Linked DNA regions of Mus musculus: region 1 is linked to region 2. A link is a loop called in an ENCODE intact Hi-C map of the cell type or tissue named here. Cell type or tissue: gastrocnemius. All regions are shown on one strand. Links, peaks and the distances in the headings refer to the core of each region. The heading gives the core; the rest is flanking DNA. Region 1 overlaps Slc10a7 (solute carrier family 10 (sodium/bile acid cotransporter family), member 7). Region 2 holds the start of Rbmxl1 (RNA binding motif protein, X-linked like-1).

Region 1 (5,000 bases), core at 1-5,000, 59 kb after region 2:
TACCCTAGTATTCCTACATATAAATGATGCTGCCTTAAAGCTGGGTTTTAAACTCAGCTGTGTGTGTGTGCTTTCCAGTGAAATTCCAAATTTAGTCTTGTTTGGCTTTACCTCCTCCAGTGACTAACTAAGGGTCGAAGAAGTTAGCAATCACTAAGTCTTCTGGCCAGGCCCAACTATATTTCCTAGGTGATGAATATTCTAATTTCTGATCAGCTAACCAGGATGTAAGAGCATTCTCTACCATCTTTTAGTGTTAGGCTTTCAATTAATTAATTAATTAATTAGTTAATTATTTAATTTCATTTCCCTCCCTCCCCTCTCTCCTCCCAGTGGTACACTCACTATAAAGGAGAAAGTTCATTCAACTAACTTAGCAGAATCAATGTTTCATAGGTACTGAAAAGTATATTCAATTAGTCTTTATTTGAAATATAAGATTTAAATTTTAATAGTGATTTTAATTTTTATTAACCATTTAACAAAATCCAAGTCATAGTCATTTGCTAATTATTGACATGTATAATGCTGTTCGGGGAAATAGAGTTGGTGTCCTTGTCCTGCAACAATGGCAGGAGGTTCAGTGCCGTGCCTTTCTCTCCTGTTTGCTTTGGCAGCACAGTCATAAAGGAAGGACCGGCCTCTTGCTTTCTCCTGGGAGGTTATTCTAGGGTGCTGGACTGATGGCTCACAGGATCAAGTGCTTGCATGCAAGTGTGAGGACCCGAGCTCAGATCAACCAGAAAGTGGACATAATAGTGCGCAGATGTAGTCCCATGGTCTTACAGCGAGATGGGAGGCTGAAGTCAGGAGAGTCCCTGGAGGCTCGCTAGCCTGTGACATTCAGTGGCACAAGAGATCCCCTCACACAGGGTGGAAGGTGAGCACTGGTATCTGAGACTGCTCTCTGGCCTCCACATGAGTGGCACGGCTTGCATAAGCTTGCACTCACTCATGGGAATGTACATACAGGTACGCGCGCATGCATGTGCACGCACACACACGTTTTAAAGAAAGTTGTTCTAATCATTTTTGGTGCTGTAGATAGAACTCGGGGCTTCCTGCATTCTATGTAGCCCTGGCTGTCCTGGAACTCACTTTGTAGACCAGGCTGGCCTCGAACTCAGAAATCCTCCTGCCTCTGCCTCCTGAGTGCTGGGATTAAAGGCGTGCGCCACCATGCCGGGCTCCGATCACTGTTTTTTTGTTTTTTTTTTAAATAATTTTGTATTGCATTTTGTGGTGTGTGTGTGTGTGTGTGTGTGTGTGTGTGTGTGTGTGTGTGTGTGAGAGAGAGAGAGAGAGAGAGAGAGAGAGAGAGAGAGAGAGAGAGAAAATGAATGAATATGAATGTGGGGATAGAGGACAACTTGCAGATCTTGTAAGTCTTAGGGATCAAATGAAGTCATCTGGCTTGGCCAAAAAAAAAAAAAAAAAAAAAAAAACCTTCCCTCCCGCCCCTCCTGCCCCTCCCTTCTGCAGGCCCTTGTCCACGTCCAGCACCTCTCCTGTCTTTTCCTTACAACTCATTGACCTTTTGGATTGCATTCATTTAAATACATCAGGTCTACTTGTAGGTGCGCCTAACAAGCTACGTGTGTTTTACTTGTGATGCGAGGCACGGGTTTAGAACCCTATAAGTTCAGTAAACACGAACCCCAAGTGCAGAGGTTTGTACTGAAGAGCCCTGGGGTGCAGGTGCAGGAAAGAAGGCTGTTTTTCTGCGGATCCTTTTAGAAGTGTTCCTTTTTTACCTGCTGTGATAGTTTTTTATTCTTATGTCGGAGAACAGATACTTTTATGCATCTGGGCTATAGGTTTTATGATTTTTGTTTTTGTTTTTGTTTTTTGTTTTGTTTTGTTTTGTTTTTTTAGAGACAAGGTTTCTCTGTGTAGCCCTGGCTGTCCTGGAACTCACTTTGTAGACCAGTCTGGCCTCAAACTCAGAAATCCGCCTGCCTTTGCCTCCTGAGTGCTGGGATTAAAGACGTGTGCCACCACCTTTATGGTGGCCTTATGATATTTTGTATGAAACATGGGCTTATATATAACCATCTATATAAGCATCTCAGTTTCACAATAATTTTAGGAAGCTGTTTTACTTTCCAGTTAATACATTGGCAGCCCTGCTGACTGAGTGTCTGAATCAAATGGTTCTGTTCCGACTACGTTTCTTAGGCTTTGTGAGGTGAGTCTGGTGGTTAAGACCTTTGGCTTTTTGGTCTGGTTGGCATGTGGCTGGCTGAGCAGTGCTCACTTGCTGAAGTTTGGTCCTTTCCCCACTGAGCTGCCCTAGCGATCCTGTCAAAAGCCAGCCCACATCTCCAGAAAGGTCGATCTCTAGAGTTGCTGTGCTGTGCACCGCGGTCAGCAGTCCATCTGTCCTCATGCACCTTGGTCAACAGTCTGTCCTCAAGCCAGTTTCCTGTCTCTTACTCAGTATGACTTCTCAGTGAGTGTTGAAATCAGGAAACTGACTTTGTTCATTTCTCTTTTCCTCAAGGAAGTGATGCCTTGAAAAGTAAGCAGGTACAAATTGAGTCAATCTGTACTAAAACCCTGTAGATATATTGAAATTACAGTGACTCTTTAGGTTAATACAGAAAGGCTTGACATGTTAATATAGAACTATAGCTCTTAAATGTTTTTGTTTGTGTGTCAGAGTATATGTACATGTGTGCACATGCATCCCTGTGTGTGCATGTTTGTGTCTATGGGAATACTTATGTAGGTCTGAGTGCATATGTGTACATGTATATAGATGCCAGAGGTCAACCTTGGGTGTGATTCCTCACAATGGCTATCTTGTGTTTTGAGTCAAGGTCTTGAATTAGGAGTTGAGGCCAGCCGGCCAGCCAGTGACCCCTGGGAGATGTATCTCCCTTCTCTTCCTCTTCTTCCTCTTCTTCTTCCTCTTCTTCCTCTTCCTCTTCCTCAGCTCTGGGATGCCACACTGGTACTCTTATATGTCCATTTTATGCTCTGTAGTATGAAAACTGCACTTAACTTTTTGTGTGGGGTCTGTTTCATCCTTTCTAGCCTGTGCACCTTTATTTCTTTGTCTTGCATTATTTCACTGCTAGAACTTCCAGGCAAGGTAAAAATCAAAGCAGATTAGGAAGGAGAATTTCAAGTTTATCACTGCATTTAAAAAAAAAAAATACATGCAGGCTTTATGTAGGAACCCACAGAACCCGGAGGTTAGATACACAAAGGCACACAATTGCAGCTTGTCTATTATAGCAAAAAATGGGAAAGTTATTTTACTTTCATTATGGCTGGACATTAGACTGGAGGATTCTGTAGAGCAGAGGTTTGGCCAGTATTTTTTACCCAGTTTTTGAAGGCAGTTTAAATTTCAGTCGTGATTATCAGAGGCATTTAAAATGCAAACCCAAGTTAAGTTTCATATCTCTTTGCAAATTAAGCAAAGTTAAGGTCGTTTTTGTGGCATAGCTGGGTCCTTCTCTTGGAACTTTTATTCCTGGTCTTCATATTGTCTGGCCAAGGGTCAGATAGAAACAGTAGTGAGAATATATCCTGTTGCAGGGCTGGTTTTGGAACATTCAGCCTTCTACCTTTGAGTTATGTTCAGTTGTTCACTGCTCGTCATGATACCCTCACCAGACAGAGAAAATACGTATGTATTCTAGTTTTCTAGGCTGTGTGTATACATATGCATATGTGTCTGTTTGTGGGCAATACATATGGTTGCACACTCACATATGTGTGAGGTTAGAGACTGAAGTTGGGTGTCTTTCCTGATCGAGTTTCATTTTATCTGCTGAGTCAGAGGTTCTCACTGACCCCGCAGAGTATCAGTTGCTCTGTTCTAGCTAGCCAGCTTATTCTGGTAGATCCTCTCAGCCTTCCAGTCAAGTACTGGGTCACAGAGGGCCGTGCCACTCCTCAGGCTCTCACGCACGCGCTGAGGTTTGAAATCTGGTGGTTGCGCTTACACGCTGAGGGGATTATCCACCCAGCCACCTACCAGCCTCCAGCTTCCTGAGTTCTGAGTGTAAATATGTGTGTCTCACTCTGTCCCAAGCTGCCCTGGAACTTTTGATCCTCCTTCTTCAGACTTCTGAGTGCTAAGACTATAGGCAAGTGCCATCATAGTGATCTTGAATTTTGACAGATAGTTTTGAAATGACCACGTTTTAAAAAAGAAAAAAAAAATTGATCAGGTGAGTTGCCTTGATTGATTTTTCAAATCATAAAGCAATGATGTATTTCTAAAGTAAAACCCGATTGCACAATGAAGTATTTCTGCATGCTGCAGGTTCTAATAATTCAAATTATATAAGGGCCTTTGTGCTTATCTGTATACATGAGAATTATTATTTTATGCTTTTCGTATGATGTTTCAGATGGCTTTGATATCAGGTTAATGTTGTTCTTATAAAATGACTTTCCAGAATCTTTTATTTTCTAAATGAGTTTTCACAAAATTAATATTTCTTCTTTAAATGTTGCATTAGGAGCTGGTGAGGTGGGTCAGCAGGTAAAAGATATTAGCTGCCAAGCCTGATGACCTGGGTTCCATGCCTAGGGCCTATGGGGTGGAAGAGGAGAACAGAGACACACAGCTTGTCTTCTAAGTTCCATATTGCACCATGGGGTATGCACACACGCGCACATACATGCATACATACACACATACATTTTTAGAAATGTTACATTAGCACCACATATTGCTGTTCTTTTTGAGAGCCAGTTCACCAGTTACCACCACTCAGGACTTGGAATGGAGACATCGAGGGGCCCCTCGTGAAAAAATAATCTCCAGTATGTGTGTTAGGAAAGAGACGAGCTTGGTATTGAAAGTGTCATTTCTAACTTATATTCTAAATCTGAAACTCTAGAAGAACTGCTCCAGCTGCTGACTCTGAAGACTATGAAGGGTGGACAGGCCTTGTTGTTAGTGACGCCAGTGATACCCTTTTTGAGGAAAAGGGCCTGGATTGGGTGGCTGATAGAGGGCCATGGCAGCTCTGCGA
Region 2 (15,423 bases), core at 10,424-15,423:
ACAGACTTCACACCTAAAAATTACTGATAACCAAAATTTAAAAATTTAGGTATACACTAGGTTCCGATTTATGTGCCTGCTGTGTCCCTTGGAATTTCAATTCACACGTACTGCTATAGTTTGAATGTTTGTATACCTCCAACTCCTTTATGTTAAAATCAAATCCCAGTTTGGTGGGACTAAGAGGCAGAAGATTGGGGAAATAATGAAAATCATAAAGGAGGTGTGAACTGAAGTTCTCTGGAAGCATGCTCTATCTGTAGTGAAGATCTTGTAGACTAACTTTGGCTGACTAGACTATATGATTTCGAGAGATGGAAGCTGACAAATAAGAAAGTATCTTGAACAATCTTTGGTCCTTCCTAATAGTCATTTGCTATCAACTGTCACACCAGAGTTAAGATGCTCATGGCATTTACATATAATTTTTGAATATATCACTAAATGTGAAGCTTCCAATTTCCACCAGCCTAAGGCTAATAAGAATTTGACAAAGACAACATCTGAGTCCTATAGATTTCTCCACTGAAATGATCTTGGGTTATATCTATCCCTTTAGTAGCCATGTATTATTTACTTTATGTATGTGAGTGCACTGTCACTCTCTTCAGACACACCAGAATAGATGGTTGTGAGCCACTGTATTAGTTAGGGTTTTACTGCTTTAAACAGACATCATGACCAAAGCAAGTCTTATAAAAAACATTTAGGGGCGGGGAAAAAACCACATTTAATTGGGGCTGGCTTACAGGTTCAGAGGTTCAGTCCATTACCATCAAGGTGGAAGCATGGCAGCATCCAGGCAGACATGGTGCAGGAGGAGCTGAGAGTTCTACATCTTCATCCAAAGGCTGCTCGTGGAAGACTGACTTCCAGGCAACTAGGATGAGGGTCTTATGCCCACACTCACAGTGACACACCCACTCCAACCAGGTCACATCTATTCCAACAAGGTCACTCTTCCAAATGGTGCCACTCCCTAGTCCAAGACTATACAAACCATCACAGCCACCATGTGGTTGTAGGGGATTGAACTCAGGACCTCTAGAAGTACAGTCAGTGCTCTTATCCACTGGAACTATCTTTCTTATTTTCTTTTTTCTTTTCTTAAAAAAAGACTTATTTATTATTATATCTAAGTACACTGTAGCTGTCTTCAGATGCACCAGAAGAGGGCGTCAGATCTCATTACAGATGGTTGTGAGCTACCATGTGGTTGCTGGGATTTGAACTCAGGACCTTCGGAAGAGCAGTCGGTGCTCTTACTACTGAGCCATCTCTCCAGCCCTGGAACTATCTTTCTAAGTCCCAACTTTTATCCTTTTTAGCTAGCTGACTCAGCATTCTCATGACTATCAAATGAAACCCTTAGAATACATGCTAAACTCAGGAGACTTCCAGCCTCTATAAACTCTAAAGTTAAAGAGCAGCAACATAACATTTCCTGACTTTGCTGTAGCCAGTGTTCCATCAGTGTGTTGATCAAATGCAAGGAACAAATTATCTTTATTCTGTTATAATATATGTGTATCAATCAGGACTGTTCTTAGAACCTTAGAACTGAAGGGAAGAATAATGCAATAGAACTCAAAAAGTTGAAATCAGAAACAAAACAGAATTCAGTGGGTTAGATTCGGTCTCTTTTCACATCTTCCAAGATAGAGCACATCCTTCAAGGTAATAGAAATCCATATTTCCCAGCCATGGTCACTCATATTTGGCTTAGAATAAACTATATTTCCTCAAAAATAGAAACATATTGACAGCATCCATTATGGGAAACATTTATGTAGTGTCTACAGTGAACCCTAAGGAATATGAGACCTGAAATATATAGTTTAGATGTGTCTACACTAAACATGTAGAATAAATATTGTCAAATAAGCCAATTGAGGAGATGATATGCAACGGAAACTAATTTTTTTTTCTTTTCCTTTTTTCTTCGTTTCTTTGTTTCTTTGTTTCTTTGTTTCTTTCTTTGTTTCTTTGTTTCTTTCTTTCTTTTTTTGTTTTGTTTTGTTGAGACACTATGTAGCTCCGAAGTTCTAGGACTCACTGTGTAGAACAGGCTGACTTTGAACTAACAGAAATACAACTGCCTCTGCCTCCCAGTTGCTGGGATTAAAAGTGTGTCCACCACACATGGCACCCTACTGATCATCTTTAAATATGTAAAATTTCAAGCACTCAGTTCCATCATGAACCTTTTCCCCTAATATTGGAAACAAGTCACACTTGCTCTAAGTAAATCAGTAGAAAATGATACAGACTAAATGTGAGAGCAGCTTCATTACTTGCCGAATTATCTGAATAGCTGAATAGAATAAATGAGTTTAAAGGCACATCTTTCAACCACTGTAATTGTGGGTTTACTATTGTACCCTGTAATTACATACCAATTATTTGAATTGTTAAGCAACAGTTCTGGAAAAGCACTGTTTAAGACTGAAATATGCCCCCAACATGAGGTGAAAAATAAAAATAAAACAGTCCTGCTGAAGTTCTGTCTTGGTTAGGGTTACTATTGCTGAGATGAAACACTATGATCAGAGGCAAGTTGGGGAGGAAAATGTTTATTTGGCTTCCACTTCCACAACACTGTTCATAATCGCAGGAAGTCAAGACAGGAACTCAAACTGGGCAGGAACCTGGAGGCAGGAGCTGAGGCAGAGGCCATGGAAAGGGGCTGCTTACTGGCTTGCTCTCCATGGCTTGCTCAGCCTGCTCTCTAACAGAATCCAGAACCACCAGCCAAGGGACAATGGCACCACCCACAGTGGGCTGGGCCTTCCACATTAGTTGCTAACTATGAAAATGCCCTACAGGCTTGCCTATAGCCAGGCCTTATGGATGGAGACATTATGAAGTTCCCTCCTTTCATATAGCTCTAGCTTGTGTCAAGTTGACATAAAACTAGCCAGGACAAATTCCAAGCCACATTACACTGAAACTAAGCTGTTTAGCTGTCCTTCAGAGAAATAGGATTAGAAGTAAGTCACATTTCTCAATAAGGCAAATTTCGTTTAACTTAATGATAAAAATTCTCTCTTCCTCATCTGTATACAAAAAACAAACAACAACAACAACAAAAAGATAGCTGAATCTGGGGTTAGACCCCAAATGTAAGGGTCTGTTGTTTGCTGAAGAATAATACCCCAGACTCAAATAGTATGTAAAAGCAAGGAACATTTTATTCTGCAGAAGACCAGCATGTGGGGGTCCCTCATTCCAAGATGGAGAGACCCCAAAGTGAGCTTGCAGGCCCAATTTAAAGCACATAAGGGTAATCTCAGAGTAGGTGACCTCTATCTTAATCTGTTGGGCCCATGAATATGTGACTAACCTAAATTCCTTGTTTCCTGACTCCCCTACTCAGCTGCCTTCTTGGCATCACAAATGTACAACAGGAATCTCAGTCACCCAAGATCAAAACAGAACTCATGGTTTTCTTTAGAATCTGTTGTTCTGAGTATTTAACCCAGTTTTAGAATGTTAAGAACTGCAAAAGTTCCAGTCACCAAAGTTAAATTATTAAAGCAACTTAACGGAAAAAATCACAAGTACTCTAGAATCTAAAATATTAGCTGGGTGTGATGGCACATACCTTTAGTCCCACTAGAAGGGAGTCAGAGATAGAAGGATCTGAGTTAAAAACTAGCCTCATCTACATAGAGTTCCAGGATAACCAGGACTACAGTGACCCTGCTCCAAAGAGATTAAAGTAGTGTTTTAAACTACAAGTGTGACTCAGTAGTTGATGTACTGTAATGCAGGAGAGAACTCCTGGTCAAGAGAATACTTTCTGGTGTTGAGTAGATACTTAACATTCTAGTTGGGCCTGTCAACCATCTGGCCAAAGGACTACCCATTAGAAGGTGGGTTTACTTTAATCCATGCTAAAGACATAGGAGGAATTATCTTTTTAATGAGATGTTGTGATCTGCCCCCCTCCCATTCCCACTCCTAATCCAGTACCTATCAGACACTATGAGGTTACTATGAGATTTACTGGATTTTTCTATCTCTCTGAGTCAGGCAGGGGCAACTTTTCTTTTCCTTCCTTCCTTCCTTCCTTCCTTCCTTCCTTCCTTCCTTCCTTCCTTCCTCCCTCCCTCCCTCCCTCCCTCCCTCCCTCCCTCCCTCCCTCTCTCCCTCCCTATTTTTCTTAAAGCTATCTTTTGTTTGCTGGCCAGGTAGTGAGTATGCATTTTCTTTATTGTGGGGTTCCTTTCCCTACTTGGTGGTAGACACCAATGTTTATAACTCAAATGGGGCAGCCTTTTCCCCTCTCCTTAATTCTGCTCCTCAAGGCAGCTGCTGACATTTTCATCCTGCCCACCACACTGAGGTTTTTTTTTTTTTTTTTTGGTGAACTCTACTAAACTGGCCTAGAACTTCCATTTGAGCCCATTCTTAAATTCTCTAATGAGTGAGACTAAGAGCCCCAAGAGGGAAGCCAGATTTCCTGGGAATCATCTGGCAGCTATGAAGATTCATGCCCAAATTCAGCTCTCTACAGGAAAAAAAAAGTACATATAACACAAAAGGTGGGCTAAATGTGGTAGCTCAAATGTGCAGTCCCAGCATTTGGGAGGCCAAGGCAGGAGGACTGTGTTGAGTTTGAGGAAAGCTTGTGGTACAGAGAGCCTGTCTCAAAAGCCCAAGCAAAACAACAACCCTCCACAACTATGAACCTACTCATCACGCATTTTATATAGCAATTATATAAAAGATACAGAGTTTTCCATTCATAAGCTCTATATTTGCAGCAAATCTAATCATTGTATTAATTCAAGGAATTATCTTTCCAAATAACTCAACCCTCTCCCCCCATGCATTGTGGAGATGGGGATGGGGAACGATGTGCAAGCAAGCTGCCGTCAATGCTTCTGTCCACACTGGATAGAGACAAGAGGTTAGGAAGTTTGAAACTTTTAACTGGAAACAGAAAAAAGCTTCAAGGAGATCTCTGCCTAGGAACTTAATGATCTGATGGGACTGGATTTGAACTCATGGACACAGAAGAACATTCTTAGAAAGGCAAAGAGCATTTAGAAAAGGCATCAAAGCAGGAAACCTCATTTCAGATTGCAAGAGGAGGCTTAACAGAGACCGGGATTGCATAAGCACATCAGGCTATGTCAGAATAAGGAGGGGATTTTAAAAACCGAAGGGGGCCCAGTACAAGGGAATGCCAGGGCCAAAAAATGGGAATGGGTGGGTAGGGAAGTGGTGGGGAGGGGTATGGGGGACTTTTGGGATAGCATTGGAAATGTAATTGAGGAAAATACGTAATAAAAAAAAAAAAAAAGAAAAAAAAAACTGAAGGGAACCATTGAAGACCTTTGGGTACAGCTGTGCCATACTCCTAGAAAGTGGCTGAATCCTCAACAGGTAGCAGGTGACTTGTATTCCATGTTGTGAACTGAGCATATGTATCATTCCTAAATACATAAATGGAAGTCCAGCCGGGCGTGGTGGCACACACCTTTAATCCCAGCACTCGGGAGGCAGAGGCAGGCAGATTTCTGAGTTCGAGGCCAGCCTGGTCTACAAAGTGAGTTCCAGGACAGCCAGGGCTATACAGAGAAATCCTGTCTCGAAAACAGCAACAACAACAAAAACAAAACAAAACAAAACAAAACAAAAATGGAAGTTGAGCCTCCACTGGGATGGTATTAGGAAGTGGGGCCTTTGGGAAATAGTTACTTCATAAAGATCAAGTCGTCAGAAGTGATATCAGAGTCATAAAAACAGGTCCCGGGGCTTTAACTAGCTTCCTGTTATAGTTGAAGAGCATTGGGAAAATGTATCCTCTATAGGTATGAACTACACACCAGCAAGCTCCAGGACAGCCAAGACTACAGAGATCTTGTCTCACCATCCTATCTATCTATCTATCTATCTATCTATCTATCTATCTATCTATCTATCTCTATCTACCTATCTATACATACACAGATACACATCTATCTATCTATCTATCTATCTACTCACCTACCTACCTACCTATCTATACATACACAGATACACACACACACACAAATCAACAATCACAAAACCCAAACCGGCTAGCCAGTCAGTCAGTCAGCCAGCCAGCCAGGCAGCCAGCCAGCCAGCCAACCAACCAACCAACCAACCAACCAACCAACTAAATGAAAGCAAGTTGCTAGAGAATAAGAGCCAGACTGATTCCACCCAAGAAAGATTCAGTGGTCATGGCTGACTATGAAGCTGGAACGGCAGAGCACCTAGGAATGCAGACATCTGTAACAGCAATTCTTTGCAAGAGTCTTCAGAAAGACACAGCCCTGATGGCAGGTTGAGCATGGAGACACTAATTTTATAGTGATTTGTTCCAGTGTCAATAGTAAGGCAATACACATGACAAAGCCATTGCTACTTTGGGGTTTCACAAACTCTACAGTCTATTTCAAGTACTCACCTGATATATATATATATAATATATCATGGTGGGCTTGTCTCAGGGCTATTATGGACTAGATATTTGTGAACCCCTTCTCAAACTGGCATCTTTAGATCATGGCTCCCCAGTGTGGTGGTATTTAGATGATGGGTTTTGGACATGAGTTGGTCATTAAAGTGCAACTGTCTGAGAAAGAGGTGCAGACACTTGCTTTCCTTCATTCTTTATATGAGACAAAACGCTCACTTGCAAATCAGAAGGTGGAAGCCTCTTCGAGAAAGTTCTATGGGCACCTTGATCTCATACTTCCCCAGTACAAGATGTAAATGTTTATTGTTTAAGTCACTCAGTCTATGCTACTTTCATATAGCAGCCCAAACTGAAGGATTGCAAAATCATACCCTTTTTATAAAAAACAAAACAAAACAAAGAAAAAACTATGGCCTTAGTACTGCTTGTTATTTTTCTGTTACATCTAGAATATTCAAGGAAAACTGAATCGTGTCTCTCACCTTGCACACAGTGTTTATACTAGTGTCTACCGCACAGCAGACACTCAACAAATATTGGCTAAATACATGAATGCATGGCCATTTATTTATTCTGTTTAAAGAAAGTGCACATGCAGTGTTACTTAATACCAGGCCCATGAAATAGAATTCCTATTACCATTTTATCAAATGTAAGAGTATCAAATATAATGGCTCAGGCTTATTTGGTTTTGGCAATAATTGCTTATAGAAATTATAAAAAAAGGAACTATATTCAAAGAAATGAAACATTGAGTGTAAGATAAAGTTTAAAGAGTACACTGGCCTGGTGGTACAGAGCTGTAATCCCAGTTACTCAGGAGGCTGAGAGCCGGATTCCAAGCTCAATTGACTGCCTGAGCCACTTAATGAGAAAATTAAAAAAGGCAGATAAATAAAAGTGGGCTGGAATAAAGGTGAGTGGTGGGGTTTGCCTTCTGGTGTGTGAAGCCACACACTTATCCCTAGTACATGCACACAGGTCAAAACCAAAGCTTACAAAGTAGGCACCTGCATTCTCTAGCAGCTAGATAACTATGTATGTTTCTACAACCTACAGAAAAATCCCATTGCTAACTTGGGTGAAACACTACATGCGACTGAAGGTCTTTTTTTTTTTTTTTTTTTTTTTTTGTTTCTTCAGACAGGGTTTCTCTGTGTAGCCCTGGCTGTCCTGGAACTCACTTTGTAGACAAGACTGGCCTCCAACTCAGAAATCCGCCTGCCTCTGCCTCTCAAGTGCTGGGATTAAATACGTCCAGCTGTGACTGAAGGTCTTTTTATTCACCTGTGGGCAACTGTTTACATGCTCCAAATTCCTGGAGAGGTTTGACTTGTCACTTTTGCATCCCCTCCAGGCAGTGAGAGGCTACTTGAGTGTCCCTGTGTATACTAGCAATTCTTGCACTAACCACTGCTTCAAGATCTGAGCTTGAATTATCTGTCTAGGCTGGATGACTTTTGCATGACTTCAGCAAAACTAGGCATGCTATGTGCTGGCTTAATATCCACCAAGTTTTCTTTTTCTTTCTTTCGTTTTTGAGACAGGGTTTCTCTGTATAGCCCTGGCTGTCCTGGAACTCACTTTGTAGACCAGGCTGCCAAGTTTTAATTTTTATAGTATCTGCCAACAGAACCCAAACCCTTTGTAATTTAAGATTTCACACTATCTGTATCCTACCAGGTCTCCACAAGTCCTTCCCGTCCCTGGCTAGTTTAGTCATATAATTCTTTTGAGTTTCCTAAGTCAAGCTTCTCCTTACCTGTGAGTTCTCCTAACATACCTGTCCATCCACCAGGTCTCAGGAATGCTTTCTGCAGTTATGATGACTCTTAATATCTTGTTCTTTCCACAAACAACTTGATGACATTTAGTTGTGTGTCGTATGCAGGACTGCCTGTTTGTGTAGGCCAGAGGTTGATTCTGGGTGTCTCCCTCAATTGCTATCCACTCGGAGGGTAGCTGTTGTACTGAGGGCTCTGGGATTTGGCTAGTCCAGCTGGGCAGTTTGCCCCAGGAATGGCTCCTTGTCCACCCCCAAGCAATGGAATCACATGCAGACAGCCATACCTCTCACCGATTTACTTAGGTTTTTGGGAACCTGAACTCTGATCCTGAACAGCAAACTTTATGTCCACCAAGCCACCTCCCCCGCCTGCATTTAGTTTTTATTAGATAAACTCCCCAAAGTCAGCTTTGCCACTGGATTCTCAGCACCCACACATGGCAGGCATAGAGGTACATTTTTTTCCACTAAACAAATACACAAGTATTTGTCTTCTTAAACTGCATGAAAACAAGGCCCAAATCCCTTAAGTGAGTTGCTGGGACAGGAACTACAATCAGCACAGATTGGGGCAGTAATGAGGGCCAGAGCCTTTAACCTACATGGCATCTTCAGATGCAGCATGAGACAATGACCACATACTGGTACTATGTTCTTGGATTTCAGAACCATAAGACAAACTTTCTGAGACAAACTAAAATTTTAACCTCAGGATCTTTTCTTTTCTTTCCTTCCAGGCAGGGTTCTATGTAGCTGAAGCTAGCCTTAAACTTCTGATCCTCCCACCCCAACCTTCCAAGTGCCAGGGTTACACCATATTCAGTTCACACTCATTTATGTGCTATTGCTGATTGAACCCAGGATGTCATGCATGTTAGGCAAGCATTCTACCTGCTGGGCTACATCTCCAGTCCTAATTAGAGGTATTTTGGTATGAGGAACCAAAGGAATATTTACTGAGTAAACAATTCCAACTCTTGTCTTCCTTTTTTTGTGTGTCCAGTTTTGCTTGAATGTAGATGAGTTGGTGCAAGAGAAAAGCCCCGAAACAACAGCCTGGAGTGATAGTACATACCTAGAATATTAGCCCTGGGGAGATGTGGCAGGAGGATCACTGAAGCCAGCCCAGGCTATGGAGTAAAACTCTATCACCCCTTTTCTGGTTTCCACAAGCACCTACACACAAGTTGTGTACATAAACTTGCGCGCGGATGCGCACACACGCACGCACACACAGACAGACAGACAGACAGACATTGGGAGGCTGGAGGTGGTTAAGAGCACCCAATTTCCAGCACCCACATGGCAGCTCACAACCATCTGTAATCCCAGTTCCAGGGGATCCAACACATTTGCAGTTACCAATACACATAAAATAAATTATTAAAAAAATAAACAACACCTAATATGGAGAAGTTGGGCATGGTGGGCCACGTGCTTAACTTCAGCACTCAGGATTTAGTTCAGGTGGATCTACTTCAAGGCCAACCTAGTCTACAGAGTGAATTCTAGGGTGACCAAGGCTACACAGAAAAACCCTGTATCAAAGAATAATAATAATAAAAAAGAAACAAAGTCCAACCGCGAGGGAAAGGGAATGCTTTTGAAAAAGAGAGAAATAAGTTAGCTTTATGCATTTCCTTTCTTGTTTCTTGGTGAGCAGCTTTTTCTAGGTACCTCACCTCAGATTTTGACAGCCTTGAGTTAGAGGACACCCTGAGATCCTAAAAGTAACACACCACTACCACCCTCTACTAGAATTAGCTTACCTGTATTGGAAGGCTGAATGAATTTTCCAGGGACCAAATACTATCTAGATTGTTCCTCAAAGCTCTTAAAATTGCTGACCTCATTTATTGGGGGTGGGGGGGAGAAATCAAGACAGAAAATTGCCTTTAGGAACACTTTTACTTGGAAAATTACAACACTAGTACAAGTCAAGTCTTACACATTTAACATTTGCTTGTTGAAAGCAATTCATAATATCAAAATTAATCATGTTTTACTTTTTCTTCACAAGAACACAAAAATGAAGGGAAACTTAAAACAGAAAATTTAAAAAGGTAACACAACTTTTCTTTTAGTAGTCCTTGGGTAGTTATGACAGAAGACTTTCCATCCTTTGTTTCTTTGCATGGAGACCTTGATCCAAAGTCTTATTTGTTTCTAATATCTGCTTCTGCCTCCCCCTCTATCAGATCGGCTCCCTCCACGGCCACCTCCTCTTGGCGCTCCTCGGCTTGAACTGCTGTAGGAATCACGTGGAGGAGGGTACCCCCTTTCCATAGAAGGGGGAAGCCCTCGTTCTTGTCTGCCAACTCGATCACGGCCACTTGAGTAGAGATCACTTCTGCTGCTTGAGTAACTGTCTCGACTTCCACCGTAGCCATCACGTGAGCTGCTGTAATCATCATAGCGACTGCTTCCTCCATAAGATGGTGGTGGCCCTCGTGTAGGGGGTGCACTGCGTGAGTTTCCATAACTCTCATATGAATCTCTGTAGGAACCTCCACTTGGATGATCTGAATAGTCACGATCCCGACCATATCCATCTCTATCACCGTAGCCTCTTGATGGATAGTCATCACGGGAACTGGAATGACTGTAATCACGGTAAGTATAATCTCTTGGTGGCGGTGCATAATCTCTGGTGTCTCGGGAGCTTGGGTAATCTCTGCTTGAATAGCTATCTTTTGTAGAATATCCATCATCTCTTGGGGACAAATAAACATCTCTGCGAGATGGCAGGGGTTCCCTTCGTGGTGGACCCCCGTAGCTATCTCTTCCACGGGACACTGGTGTTCTTCCGCCCATTCCACTGCTGCTTCGAACTGGTCCGGAAGGTGTTGATCTTTTAGGAGGGGGACCCCCGCTTCGTGGTGGTGGTCCTCTCTTTACTGGAAGTGGTCCCCTGGAAGAACTCATGTTAAAGTTCATGGAATAACCACCATCATCCATGTATCCTCCACGTGAAGGGGGTCCCCTAGTTCCTCCACTTCCTCCTCGAAGACCTCTGGGAGGGCCCCTGCTTCTTGGAGGTGGAGGTGGTCCACGCCTGCCACTTTCAAAAGATGGTTTGGTAGCTTGCTCCACCTTGATGGCTTTTCCATCCAAGGACTTTCCATTCATATCTCTAGCTGCATCTTTAGCATCTGCTGGGCTTTCGAAGGTAACAAAAGCAAATCCTCTTGATTTGTTGGTTTCCCGGTCTTTCATCAAAAGTATTTCCACTATTCGTCCATACTTGCCAAATACTGCTTCAAGGGCTTTCTCATTTGTTTCTGTATTAAGCCCACCAATGAAGAGCTTTCCTGGGCGATCTGCTTCAACCATCTTGCCTTCCAGCTGAGAGTCGGAGGGGACGTGAAGGTCTCAAGCTCCTCCTACAAGCTCGCCAAATCGGCCTTCCAAGTAGCTCACCGGTGACAGCTGCTGGGTCTCAGAACAGAACAGAAAAGCCACTAGGACTACTGCACACGAGCACCTGTGAATATTATTGTATTAGTTTCCTCAGGCTGCTGTAACAATGCATTGCGAAAGGGCTGGGGGTGGGAGGTGTGTTATAAAACATTGATTTTCTTACAGTTCAGGAAGTCACGAAGTATGAAGGTAAGTTTCTATCAGAAGCCTTAACAAAAATCTGTACCATGACTCCCTCCTAGCTTCCAGTGGTTGTCAGTAATTCTTAGACTACTTTGGCTTATAGATATCTCAATCTAGTTCCTCTCTCCACCCTACGTGGTGCTTACACTCCACCTGCACACCTTTGTATGACATTCAGAAGAACTGCAGCTTTTCATACCTATCAACATCTGATTTCTACAAGTCACCTTCTGAGGTCATGGGAAAACGTGTCTTTTACAGGGGATGGTACTCCAGTTAAGTTGGAGAAAGGATATAGGCTCATAAACTTAATCTAAATGAATATGACCCATTATTCTGGACTATCTGGTTAGGCTTTAAATCCAAGGACAAGTATCTTTTAAAGATACACACAGAAAAAAGGTAATGAATGCTCAAGGATGCAGAGAGCAGCCACTTGAAACATATGGAGGGAGATGTGATGCCTAACCAGGTCGAGACTGGAGCATCAGAACCTAAATCAAGGAAGCCAGGGAATATTAACAGCCACAAGAAGCTGGAAAGAGCCTTTAGAACACATGGCCCTCCAATATCTCCATTTTGGATTTCCTTATTCTGCAACAGTAAAACAACATGTCTATTGTCTGAGTATAGCTAACTCGGGGAGGGGACTATTTGTTATAGCAGCCCTAGCAAACTAATACAGTCCTTGACAATACAATTCACAAAACTACGGTTAAAATATTCTATGAATTAAGATTTTGTTCTAAACAGGTCAAAATCTCTAGAAAGACTCTGTGAGCAGCCTTACTTAAGCAGCACTATCTGTGATGACCTTTTGAGTATTCGATGACTGAGGCAGATTTTTTTTTCCTTTTGAACCAAGCAAAATTACTGAAGAAAATTATGTTATAAATTTTACTTCCTAGAACTCCACTTACCTTGTGACTGTCTTATAATAAGCCTTTATCACATTTCATGTACTTCTTTTGCCTGGTAAATTGTTTAATGTCTCCCTATTAAGTTCTTTTTATCTTGAGATTAGCTTTTCTTCATGCTGCCTGATGCGTAATTACCGAGCAGTGGGGGCTGTGCAACTGAGAACTGATAGCACAACTGCTTAAAGCAGCTTAGTTTTTGGATAGCGAGTCATGTCAGCAAGATAAAGTTAAATAGAGCAAATTGCACGCCGAGTCTCTTTCAAGCTTTGAATGCATTCAGAATGAAAGTCTGGTACAATCCCTTTCGAACGTTACGTTCCATAGTAAACTATTCAAGTAGCTGATACCAGGCTGCTTCAAAATGTCCCACAATACTTTGTTCCTTTCTTTCTTTGGGTGCATAAAGAGGAAGGGTTGATGCTCGGAAGACCATTCGTGAAACTATGTCATAGATTCGCCAAAATGCAATGCAAGAAACCGAGGGTTGGGGGAGGGGGCGGACATCAGACCCTCCACCCTGGATCTGGCCCTCACTGCTTTTGTTCTGAGTTCCTGGCCCCCTCTCAGTTGTCCTGTTGCTTTAGTGGTTCGGGGTCAGGCAAAGGCCCGCACCACGCGGCCTCCGGAATCGCCCGCCCACGCGCGGCACACGGGTGGGGAGGAGCCTGGGTCGCTCTCTCACCGCCCCCCAGGGAAGATTTGCCCCATCCCGGCCGTCCTCCCCACTCCCGAGGCGGGTTTTGGCCGCGGAGGCGGTCGGGCAGAAAGGCCCGGGCAGGCCACCGACCTGGCGGGAAGGCCCAGCCCGCCTTCCCCGCCTTCCCGCCGCCGCCGCTGCGGGAAGGCGGGGGGCCTGCCGTCCCGGACGTCTGCTCGGCCACCGATTTTCAACCTACCCACGGGGCTAACGCTTCCCTAACTAGGAAGCCGCTTTCCCGCGCCGGTCGCCACACGCGTCTGCCGCCGCCGCTCCCGCCGAGAACCAGAGGCCGCGAATGGCTTCCCCTCCCCCCGCGCAACGTCAACGCGACGTCGGTCGTCGCCGTAATGTCTCGAGTATACGCGCATAGACATAGCAGGCATTGGCGCGCGCAGCCGCCGCCACGGCGCAGCCCGGTACCGGCCCAGCGCACGCCGCGGGTCTCTCGGGCTCAGGGCAGAGTGAGAGACGCTCTCTGCAAGGCATGTCTCGGGGCTCGGGCCGCCGTCAATATAGCTTTACTGCAGCGACACCCATGATGAGGCTGGGCGTCTGGGGCGCCTCATCCCTCTCTCCCACTGCGGGCCTCCCCAAGCTTGGCCGTGTATGCACGGCGGCGGGTCCTGTTAGTGCAGCCCGTGACTCGTCTCACTTGCGTGCTCCTGGTGTGCCTCCGTTTTACGTCCCCTGCGCCCTGGTCCTCGGCGGGTGGGCGCGTCTATTCTGAGGTGCGTGGTAGTGATGGCGGCGCTCAGCGAGGCTTTCCTGTCACTGGGTACTACTACTCCCAGCCCGCCTCGGAGCCGCCCGAGCCACCCCTCGGTCTTTAGTTTACGAGTGGCAATTTGACTTGCTCTGCTGCATGTCTGGAGGGATCGAGGAAAGTGTGGAGACGCCCCGGGGATTTAGGGATCGCAGTTTGGAAAGCAAGCCAGCCAAACAAATAAACAAAACCCACCCGCCCTAACAAATATGAGGCTGCTGGAGAGGGCGAGGAAAGAATGGTTCATGGTCGGGATAGTGGTGGCGATCGGCGCCGCTAAGCTCGAGCCGTCGGTCGGAGTGAACGGGGGTAAGTGCCGCACCTCCGCCGGCTGCAGCGCGCCGGCTCCCACTTCTGAACTCGTCGGCGAGTCCCCGGGAGGAGCGGCCGCCCTGGCTGCGGCACAGCCCTCTGTCTCGCAGCGGGAGAGAGGGGGGCTTTTAGCAGGTTCTTCTCACTTGCTAGCCCAGGAGGGAATTAGGAATGGGGCAGGGGAGTGGGAGTGCAGGTTGCCTTTTCTGCGGGCAATCAATGACTTCTGCTCAGTGCCGGAGTGAGGGTACAGAAACTGAAAGTTACTCCTCTCGTTCTTAGTAGCATCCCATCCCAAGGGACTATAGGTTGCCAGGAGTTCTTTATCTATCCTGGAATAGACCTCATTATCCAGTCTATTTCCGACTCCTCCCTTTTGCCGCCCCCCCCCCCCAAAAAAAAGTCTGTTGGAGAGAAAGGGGTTTGGGGGAGATTATTGGCGGGAGCGGCGGATAGGAGAAAAAGGAAAAAAGGATACCCTTGCTCCAAACTTCAATTTTTAGTGTGCCTTAGTTGCTGACTAAAACTCCCAATTGTACTGACACGTTGCACTCTTTCCTTACGGGACACTACTTCCGTGTGCTGCTGGGCTGCCGTTACTACAGCAGCCGTCCAACAGTTGCAGACTGTGTTAGACTATGCACACTGTATGTTTTGGCAGGGAAGTGTGGATGGGTTAAAACCTCCGCTCCAATCTCTGAATAGTAGGAGCTTTGTAATGTGACCTGTGGACACTGGTGGGAACATGGGACGTGTCACTGGCGTTTTATACCCTCTCCCCCACCTTCAGACAACCTTGTTCTGCTTTTCATAGATATTAATTGAGTTTCTTCAGTTCATATGTTTTTGACCTCATGAGTTAGGTTCCAGGTTTATTGGCAG

What was found. A loop is a pair of places that touch in the nucleus more often than their neighbours do. Peaks named below come from ENCODE experiments on the same cell type or tissue, not always from the same donor. Only the 100,000 strongest peaks of a DNase experiment are listed, where the experiment ranks them.
Region 1: it touches region 2 in a loop (4-fold over the local background); 2 of 42 quality-filtered maps call a loop at or near these places.

The regions. Positions count from the first base shown.
Region 1 is chr8:78,564,485-78,569,484 of GRCm38, forward strand. The region is part of intron 4 of Slc10a7 (solute carrier family 10 (sodium/bile acid cotransporter family), member 7); the gene reads left to right. Among named protein-coding and RNA genes, the nearest start is that of Slc10a7, 58 kb to the left of the region's middle. In gastrocnemius, for the core only: no CTCF peak of the experiment used is centred there; no DNase peak of the experiment used is centred there; H3K4me3 peaks cover 1,619 bases; H3K27ac peaks cover 2,203 bases.
Region 2 is chr8:78,495,137-78,510,559 of GRCm38, forward strand. It overlaps Rbmxl1 (RNA binding motif protein, X-linked like-1), which reads right to left and starts at 13,792. Exons shown (of 2, transcript NM_001252089.1): 1 at 13,663-13,792; 2 at 10,133-11,681. The coding sequence starts at 11,576. The coding sequence ends at 10,410. It overlaps Slc10a7 (solute carrier family 10 (sodium/bile acid cotransporter family), member 7), which reads left to right and starts at 14,192. Exons shown (of 12, transcript NM_029736.2): 1 at 14,192-14,538. The coding sequence starts at 14,439. In gastrocnemius, for the core only: no CTCF peak of the experiment used is centred there; DNase peaks (open chromatin) are centred at 13,466, 13,787, 14,195 and 14,586; H3K4me3 peaks cover 3,110 bases; H3K27ac peaks cover 2,571 bases.